2 separate regions of the Homo sapiens genome follow, and region 2 is linked to region 1. Evidence: read pairs that join two places in POLR2A ChIA-PET (ENCODE). Cell type or tissue: A673. All regions are shown on one strand. Links, peaks and the distances in the headings refer to the core of each region. The heading gives the core; the rest is flanking DNA.

Evidence for each region. ChIA-PET counts read pairs that join two places held together with the same protein. Peaks named below come from ENCODE experiments on the same cell type or tissue, not always from the same donor. Only the 100,000 strongest peaks of a DNase experiment are listed, where the experiment ranks them.
Region 2: POLR2A ChIA-PET joins it to region 1 with 9 read pairs; 2 of 35 experiments call an interaction of 5 or more read pairs at or near these places.

What each region holds. Positions count from the first base shown.
Region 1 is chr6:151,383,004-151,387,401 of GRCh38, reverse strand. The region is part of intron 1 of ZBTB2 (zinc finger and BTB domain containing 2); the gene reads left to right. Among named protein-coding and RNA genes, the nearest start is that of ZBTB2, 6.4 kb to the left of the region's middle. RefSeq lists an enhancer at 1,781-1,940. In A673, for the core only: no CTCF peak of the experiment used is centred there; no DNase peak of the experiment used is centred there; H3K27ac peaks cover 460 bases.
Region 2 is chr6:150,909,040-150,913,437 of GRCh38, reverse strand. The region is part of intron 8 of MTHFD1L (methylenetetrahydrofolate dehydrogenase (NADP+ dependent) 1 like); the gene reads right to left. Among named protein-coding and RNA genes, the nearest start is that of MTHFD1L, 46 kb to the right of the region's middle. In A673, for the core only: no CTCF peak of the experiment used is centred there; no DNase peak of the experiment used is centred there.

The DNA of each region.
Region 1 (4,398 bases), core at 268-4,267:
AGTTGTTATGGCCTTTTCCGCTGTGTTGACAAAATGTCTTCTCAGTGTTGACACTGAGAAGATCTGCTTAATTCAGTGAGCCGATATTTTCCAAATGACCAACAGATGATGTTAAAAATCATGAGTGGGTAAATGATCCGTTGAAAGTGGATAGACCAATGAATATTACTATAATAGAGTAGGAAAAGTTAATTCAGTTATGTAGTTTTATATTACACAACCAACTTTTAAGAAAGTAGACTTGTCAAGTGTTGGTATAATATAAAAGAGGACTGTCCACAATTACCTGAAAAGGCTATTCAAATATATCTCCTTTTTCCAACTACATAGGTGGGTGAGGCTGGATTTTCTTCACTACTCAACCAAAACAGAGTTAATTGAGGAGTAAATGCAAAATCCAGTTGTCTTCTGTTAAAGAGAATTGCAAAAATATAAAAAGACACCACTTTGTTATTTTAGAAAATACAATTATTTTTTCATAAAAATGTTCTGTACTTTAACATGTAATGGCCTTATTGTTTTTAATTGAATTAAATATTTCTAAAATTTCTCCATTTTGGTAATTATCAGTAGTTAAAATCCATATAAACATATAATTGATGTTCTTAATAATTTTTAAGACCATTAAGGGATCCCAACACCAAAAAGTTTCAGAAGCTCTGCTCTAAAATATTGAAACATATTATTAAGACTTTGAGTTAAACACATTTGAAACTCACCTGTGTTATATACCCTGAACTACACATTTAGGTGATTATATTTTCTTCAGATTAATTTTACTAATCATTTTATGGTATATAAAAAACAAAGGCAATCTCCACTCTGGTGGATTATTAGAAGCAGATCAGTTTTTTGTTGTTGTTGTTTTGAGACAGGGTCTCACTCTTTCATGCAGGCTAGAGTGCAGTGGCATGACCATGGCTCACAGCAGCCTCAGCCTCCCTGGCTCAAGCAATCCTCCCACCTCAGCCTTCTGGTAGCTGGGACCATGGGCACATGCCACCACATTCAGCTAATTTTCTTTTTATAGAGACAGGGTCTCGTCATGTTGCGCAGGCTGGTCTCCGGGGCTCAAGTGATCTGCCCGCCTTGGCCTCCCAAAGTGCTGAGATTACAGGGGTGAGCCACTGTCCCAAGCCCAGATTAATTTTTTAATTTTGCCGTGTGTAATCATCTGTAAGTTTCCTTCAGGTTGATTGTAGCATAATGCCTTTAGAATTATTACTTTAATATGAACTCGTTATTAGCCATAAATCTCTGATCTACTTCTGTTTGACACCTAAGATGTCCCTGAATTGCCTCCTTATGACCCCAACTTACATTTGGAAACTAAAAACTAATTTAAGTGTAAACATAGGGAAAATATAATTGAAAACAGGAGTATTTTACAAATGCAGTGCTTTTTAATATGAAAATAAGTGCTGTTTATGCCTCTCTCTTTTCTAATTACTATGGAAGAAGGTTGACTAAGGAAATGTTAAGAAAAAAATGCCACTCCATTATCACAACTAAATAAGATGCATTTTCTACCTTCAAAATACAGTTTTAAAATGTATTAAAATTCAAATGACCAGCCTTCAGGTTTACTTCATGGGCCCTCCAATATTAATTATTAATAATAGTAATTGAAAAATCAGCTTTTCATCCTAGTAAGTGGTCTAAACTACTTGAAAGAATCAATCTTACTTGTGGGTAATGCCTCTGCTGTTACTGATTGTCCTTTGAATTACAATATTCATTTATGCTTCACTTAAATAAAATCAAGGACTTCAGAGGACCCTTTTAGTGCCCTTGAAATGGGTAGTGTAAGTGGTGTTTAGTGTCTTAGAACAGCTATTATCTTTAAAAACTGAATCAACAATTTCCACAAGCTGTTTTGATCTCCTATTCTTACACTGAAAATGAAGGAGGAACTTAGGTTGTCAAAATACAACATAATTGTATGTGCCCCATTCTTCTGCACTTCTAAAAGGATGAGTGAGTTGCTTACGGATCAGCCCACATGTGCTCTGTGATGAAAACTGAAAGCAAGTGACAGCTAGGTGGTCAATGTCCTGTTATCAAGGAGGAAACAGTGGCAATGAAAACCAAAGCATTAAATAATCTGAAAGGTCATTTGTATTTGGCTCTAGGAAGTGTTTTTTATTTTTTCAACATGAGTATGTCTTATAGTCTCTGAATTTACTTAAGAAAAGTAAAAGCTTTGTACACATACATATACAGAAAGAAGGCATTCCATGAAAACCCATTTATAGGCACTGCCTCCTCTCTCCTGTGCTACTTTTCTTCAGTTCCTCTCAGCTCACTATTCTAATTTAGAAAAGACAAATGACTTGTTTTTTATTTAGTTGGGTTTTTTTTAAGTTCATATACAGTGTTAAATGGTTAGGGATTTTACATAGGTCTTCAGTTTCATGTCTTGATTGTCGGCCCTTTGTGACTGCGATCAGTAAGAACTTTTAGGAATGCTCTGTAGGGCAAGGTAGTAGAGTGGAGACAACATGAACTGTATGCCCAGAAGACCAGAGTTCAATCCTGACTCTTATTTGTTGATAATTTTAACCTCTCTCAACTACAGTGTAGTGATTTAAGGACATGGTTTTTCTGAAGACGCAGACAATTCACAGTCAGGACTTCCAAGCTCCAGACCAGTGTAACCAACATATACTCTGCATCTCCACTTGGTTATCTCAAAAGTATCTCAAACCCAACATGTGTGAACCTAACCTCTTGCTCTTCCCGCCAAATTATTATTTGCCCTGTGTTCCCTCCTGTTGGAGGGCACCAAGATCTATGCGGTTATACAAATAAGAAGTCTAGGAAGTCATCTTGGACACTTTGATCTGCTCCATTCTCCTTCATCTGACTCAACCAGGTCTGTTGATTTTTTACCTTCTAAATATCTTTTGAATCCTGTCAATTTCCTCCATCTTTCTCAGTACCACCTGGGTCCATCATCTCTTTTGTAGACCACTAGCAGTTGTCTCCTCTAGACCACTTTCCAGCAGGTCTTCACTTGCCCGCTTGTTACCCCCTCCTCCCCAGCTTGATTAGTTCCGCAGTCTCTACATTGTAGAGATCTTATCAAGTCATCCTGCTTAAAATCCTCTTGGGTGGCTTCCCATTGCTTTTAAGATATGGACCAAAATCCTTAACATGACGTCTGTCTCCATCCTCGTTATTCTCTGGCTCTCTACCCTTCCGGGTTATTGTGAATTATAAAGCACTATTCAGAAATTAATTATTAGCATGAAGAAACACAAGGTAGTATTTTTAAATGGAAAAATTATTCCAAAACAGCAGGTGTTAAATTGATGAGAATTTTTTAGGTCAATCTAGGATAACTAGAAACTCAACTTCTACCCTCAGTCACCCAGCTGGTAAGAGGCTGAGCCTTGACTGGAACTCAGCACTCTTCTTCTCCCGGAGCATCTGCTTATTAATTTACTTAACAAATACTAAACCCTAGGCCATATACAAGGCACTGGGATAAAATAGTAAATGATGAGGAAGATTTGTTGCCAGCTTTCCAGAAGCATCAGGCAAGGTGTATAAACTGGCTCGTTCACACATGCACCAGGGCAAGGAGATTATGAGGGGCAGGGGCAGGGGCAGGGGTATGTGTGTGTGTGTGTCTGCCTGTCTGTCTGTCTGTCTCATGGTCAGTTCCTCTGAAAGCAGCATATTCAAAATCCTGGAGCAGAGGTTCTAAGCCTGTGTGCAGATGGGACCCCTCTCCCCTAACCCTTTAGAGTTCAGGCTGCCAAGCTGCCCAGCCTCGAGAGTGAAGCCTTTGAGCAGTAAGTATTGTACGCTGTCAGGAGCCAAATCATCACCAGGGTGTTCAGGACCTTCTGGGAGACGAAACTGCCATTCCTTGGCTTAGCTTAGCTTATCCAGAAGTCCCAAAGTGAGTGAAATAACATCATTTTGTCTCCATTATCAATATATTCAAATAAAACTGAATTTTTAATAATCCTTGTATTTCAAAACAAGCTGGACCCTTGATGATCCATTCGTAGAGCTCACCAAACTGACAATTGCATATAATTAGCTGGGCAAGGTGGCATGCACTTCTAGTCCCAGCTACTCAGGAGGCTGAGGCAGGAGGATCACTTGAACCCAGGAGTTCAAGACCAGCCTGGGCAACATAGCAAGACCCCATATAAAAAATTAGATACAGGCCTGGTGCGGTGGCTCACGCATGTAATCCCAGCACTTTGGGAGGCCGAGGCGGGTGGATCACGAAGTCAGGAGTTCAAGACCAGCCTGGCCAACATGGTGAAACCCCGTCTCTACTAAAAATACAAAAATTAGCCAGGTGTGGTGGGTGCCTATAATCCCAACTACTTGAGAGACTGAGGCAGAGAATTGCTTGAACCCAGGAGGCAGAGGTTG
Region 2 (4,398 bases), core at 270-4,269, 470 kb after region 1:
ATCCCAGCACTTTGGGAGGCCGAGTCGGGCGGATGACCAGGTCAGGAGATCGAGACCATCCTGGCTAACACGGTGAAACCCCGTCTCTACTAAAAATACAAAAAAAAAAACTAGCCGGGCGTGGTGGCGGGCGCCTTTAGTCCCAGATACTCGGGAGGCTGAAGCAGGAGAATGGCGTGAACCCGGGAGGCGGAGCTTGCAGTGAGCCGAGCTCATGCCACTGCACTCCAGCCTGGGGGAGGGAGCGAGACTCTGCCTCAAAAAAAAAAATTAGTTGGGCATGGTGGCATATGTCTGTAGTCCCAGCTACCTGGGGGCTGGGGCAGGAGGATCGCTTGAGCTCAGGATGCAGTGGGCCTGCAGTTGCGCCACTGCATTCCTGCCTGGATGACAGAGCGAGACTCTGTCTCAAAAAATAAAAATAAAAAAAATAAAAATAAGTTCTGAATCCAGAGAATCTCAAGCAATTAAGACTGGCAACTCAGAATCAGACATACATTTTTAATAAATTTCATGGCTAAAGAAAATTAAGAAAGGGAATCATTATTTCACCCCCTGCCCGTGTAGGGGCAGGACTCCATTGGGAGGTTGTCTACGATCTGGGCCTGGGTAATATCCTGGGATCACAGTCCAACGAGGATCTCATCCGAAACCGTGGACGGGTCTTTTCACTTCCCACTAAACACTCTCATCTAACTCATGATTTCTCCAGGGACAAGTCAATGAATCACTTTAAAAGATGGCCATTCTTCTAATGATAATCAAACTTTCTGCAAAAAGAAAATTTAAGGCCAAAGTGTTATCATGCCTTCCTCAGAAATCAGAACCACCCTTTCACTAATATGAGCAGTGCAGAGACCACCCTGGGAACTTTGCCAGAACAATCACTGCAGTGGGAGGGATGCAGGAAAATTCTTCAGCCTTCATGCCATCTCGGCTCTGCGGAAACATCTCAGCTTCTATGCAGTCTGGCCAAGGGCATCCTTCTTATCAAAAAAGCATTCTCCAAGCCCACAGACTTAAATATTTTCTCGCCATCTAGGAGAACAAATTATCCCCAAAATGTATGCGAGGTTTTAAAATCAGGAATGGCTAAAAATTAGAAATCAGTACAGGTAGAACTTGAAAAAAAAAAACAAAAACACTGGTAGCCAGTTTTTCAGTTAAATATATTGACTTTGTAGGATATAAAGTAAAATGCAATAAATAAAATGAGTATCATGATATGGTTTGGTTCTGTGTCTCCACCAAATCTCATGTTCAATTGTAATCCCCAGTGTTGGGGGTGGGGCCTGGTGGGAGGTGACAGGATCATGGGGGTGGCCCTTCATGAAAGGCTTAGCGCCATCCCATTGGTGCTGTTCTCATGATAGTGAGTGAGTTATCCTGAGATCTGGTTTTTAAAAGTATGTAGTATGCACCTCCTCCTCTGATATGGTTTGGCTGTGTCCCCACCCAAATCTCATCTTGAATTGTACTCCCATAATTCCCACGTGTTGTAGGAGGGACCCAGTGGGAGATAATTTGAATCATGGGGGTGGTTTTCCCCATACTCTTCTCATGGTAGTAAATACGTCTCATGAGATCAGATGGTTTTATCAGGGGTTTCCGCTTTTGCATCTTCCTGATTTTCTCTTGCTGCTGCCATGTAAGAAGTGCTTTTCACCTCCCGCCATGATTTTGAGGCCTCCCCAGCCATGTGGAACTGTAAGTCCAATTAAACCTCTTTTTCTTCCCCGTCTCGTGTATGTCTTTATCAGCAGTGCGAAAATGGACTAATACGCCCTCCCTCTCTCTTGCTCCTGCTCTGGCCATGTAAGATATATGTGATTCCCCTTCCCCTTCTACTATAATTGTAAGTTTCCTGAGGCCTTCCAGAAGGCCTTCCAAGCAAATGCCAGCATCATACTACCTGTACAGTCCGTGGAAGTGTGAGACAATTAAACTTCTTTTCTTTATAAATTACCCAGTCTCAGGTATTTCTTTATAGCAGTGTGAGAATGGACTAATACATATCATTTGGTAAAATTTTTGTGACAGTGTTCTTGAGAGTTGCAATCCTAGTTTAAATTATTTGAATTCTTACTGTCAAATGACAGCATATCACTAGTTTTTAAAAGAATGCAATGTAAGACATGATTAAAAAAATTAAAATATTAGTAAACTGATACTAATAAGCTATTAGTAATAACTTAATTTGGACCACTGAAACCAAATTAACAAGGAAATTTATACAGTGCTGCATATTCTAAATGACATGAACCTTTACTTTTTTTAAAAAAAGCAAAATATTAAATACATTGTATTGAGAACTAATTAAAATTTGAAATGGAAAACTGGCAATATACTTCAGGGATAGATCTAGAATATCCAGAATTTACAGGAAAAAATAAATAAAAGAAAACAGTGATAGGTACAATGGATTTTGGAATTACTAAAGTTCAAGAGTCACAAGCAAAGATCCTAATTTTATATCAATTGCTTTGGCATAATGAAAATTACACGGATGTCCAATTTCTCTAAAGCTGACTTTTCTTACATGTTCAGAATTTCATTGGACTTCTTCCTTTCTTGGGTTTGATTTTTCAAATATAAATGTATATTGTGCCAAGATGGAGTCTGAAAGCTGTTTTGTGTGCAGGTGACATGGCAACAAGGAAGTGGAGGGAGGAATGCAGGAAGTGGACCAGCATTTATTGGCAGCTACCATCAAAGAGGCACTGCCCCGAGGTATCATCTCAGTCATTCCTCCCAACAGCCTTGCTCCCAATTTACCCACAAAGAAATTGGGAATCTTATTAATTAATCAGAGAGCTTATTTCCTCAAAGTCACACAGCCTGTAAGTGCAATGCAATTAAGAATTTCTTTTTTTTTTTTTTTTGAGATGGAGTTTCGCTCTTGGTGCCCAGGCTGGAGCGCGATCTCAGCTCACCGTAACCTCCACCTCCTGGGTTCAAGCGATTCTCCTGCCTCAGCCTCCTGAGTAGCTGGGATTACAGGCATGCGCCACCATGCCCGGCTAATTTTGTATTTTTAGTAGAGATGGGGTTTCTCCACGTTGGTCAGGCTGGTCTCGAACTCCCCACCGCAGGTGATCCGCCTGCCTCAGCCTCCCAAAGTGCTAGGATTACAGGCGTGAGCCACCGCATCCGGCCAAGAATTTTTTTTACAAAAACAGCTCCCTTGTCCTTGAGTTAGGTTAATCCTGACTCCAAAGTCCATGTTCTTTCCACTACATTTTTTTTTTAATTTTTTGAGATGGAGCTTTGCTCTTGCTGCCCAGGCTGGAGTGCAATGGCGTGATCTCGGCTCACTGCAACCTCTGCCTCTTGGATTCAAGCGATTCTCCTGCCCCAGCCTCCCAAGTAGCTGGGATTACAGGTGCCTGCCACCATGCCCGGCTAACTTTTGTATTTTTAATAGAGATGAGGTTTCACTATGTTGCTCAGGCTGGTCTCGAACTCCTGACTTCAAGTGATCCACTGGCCTCGGCCTCCCAAAGTGCTGGGATTACAGGCATGAGCCACACCACGCCCAGCCTCCAGTAAGTTCTAATGTCTCCCTTCAGAGCCATACGAGAGAAAGTCTCAAGGTCCCTCGGGACCCCCAGCACATCAGCATCCCAGGGCTCTTCCCCTCTTCCACACTAAATAGAATTACATTAGCTTAAAATGATGCTATAAATTACTCTGAGCCACAGAGTTGCTGTTTTGATACTGTTTTCTGAGCCTAAGACGGAAGACCAGCTTCTCCTTGGTCCCATTTGTTACATCAGTAAATAAGTCCTAATATTTAGGGTACAAAATGATTTTGCTTATGATGAAATCTGCTGTTTAGCAAGCAGGGCACTACAAGAGCAGTGCGTAGTTTTTTCATTTGAAATAATTTTTTTAGGCCAGACATGGTGGTTTACACCAGTAATCTCAGCACTTTTTGGAGGTGGAGGCGGGAGGACTATTTGAGGCCGGGAGTTCAAGACCAGCCTGGGCAACACAGTGAGAACCCTGCCTCAACAACAACAAAAAAAATTGTTTTAATTAGCTGAGGAGGGAGGATTGCTGGAGCCCAGGAGTTTGAGGCTGTGATCGTGCCACTGTACTCTAGCCTGGGCAACAGAGCAAGACTTTTTCTAAGAAATAGGTTTTTTTGGTTGTCTTTTTTTTTTTTTTTAAAGTAGTTACTCTTACAGCTAGAAAACAGAATGTTGAAATTTCCTTGTTTTAAAATCTAAACATTGGACTCATGCAATAGTAGAGTGAACAGAACCAACTAGCTGGGTATAATTGTTTTCTGAGCTCTGTGTCTGGGATATTAGCCATCAGGAAAATCTCTCCTAGGATTACGTATTCCATAAAATGTCTCTACAGAATTGCCTCATCATAAATCACAACATCCCA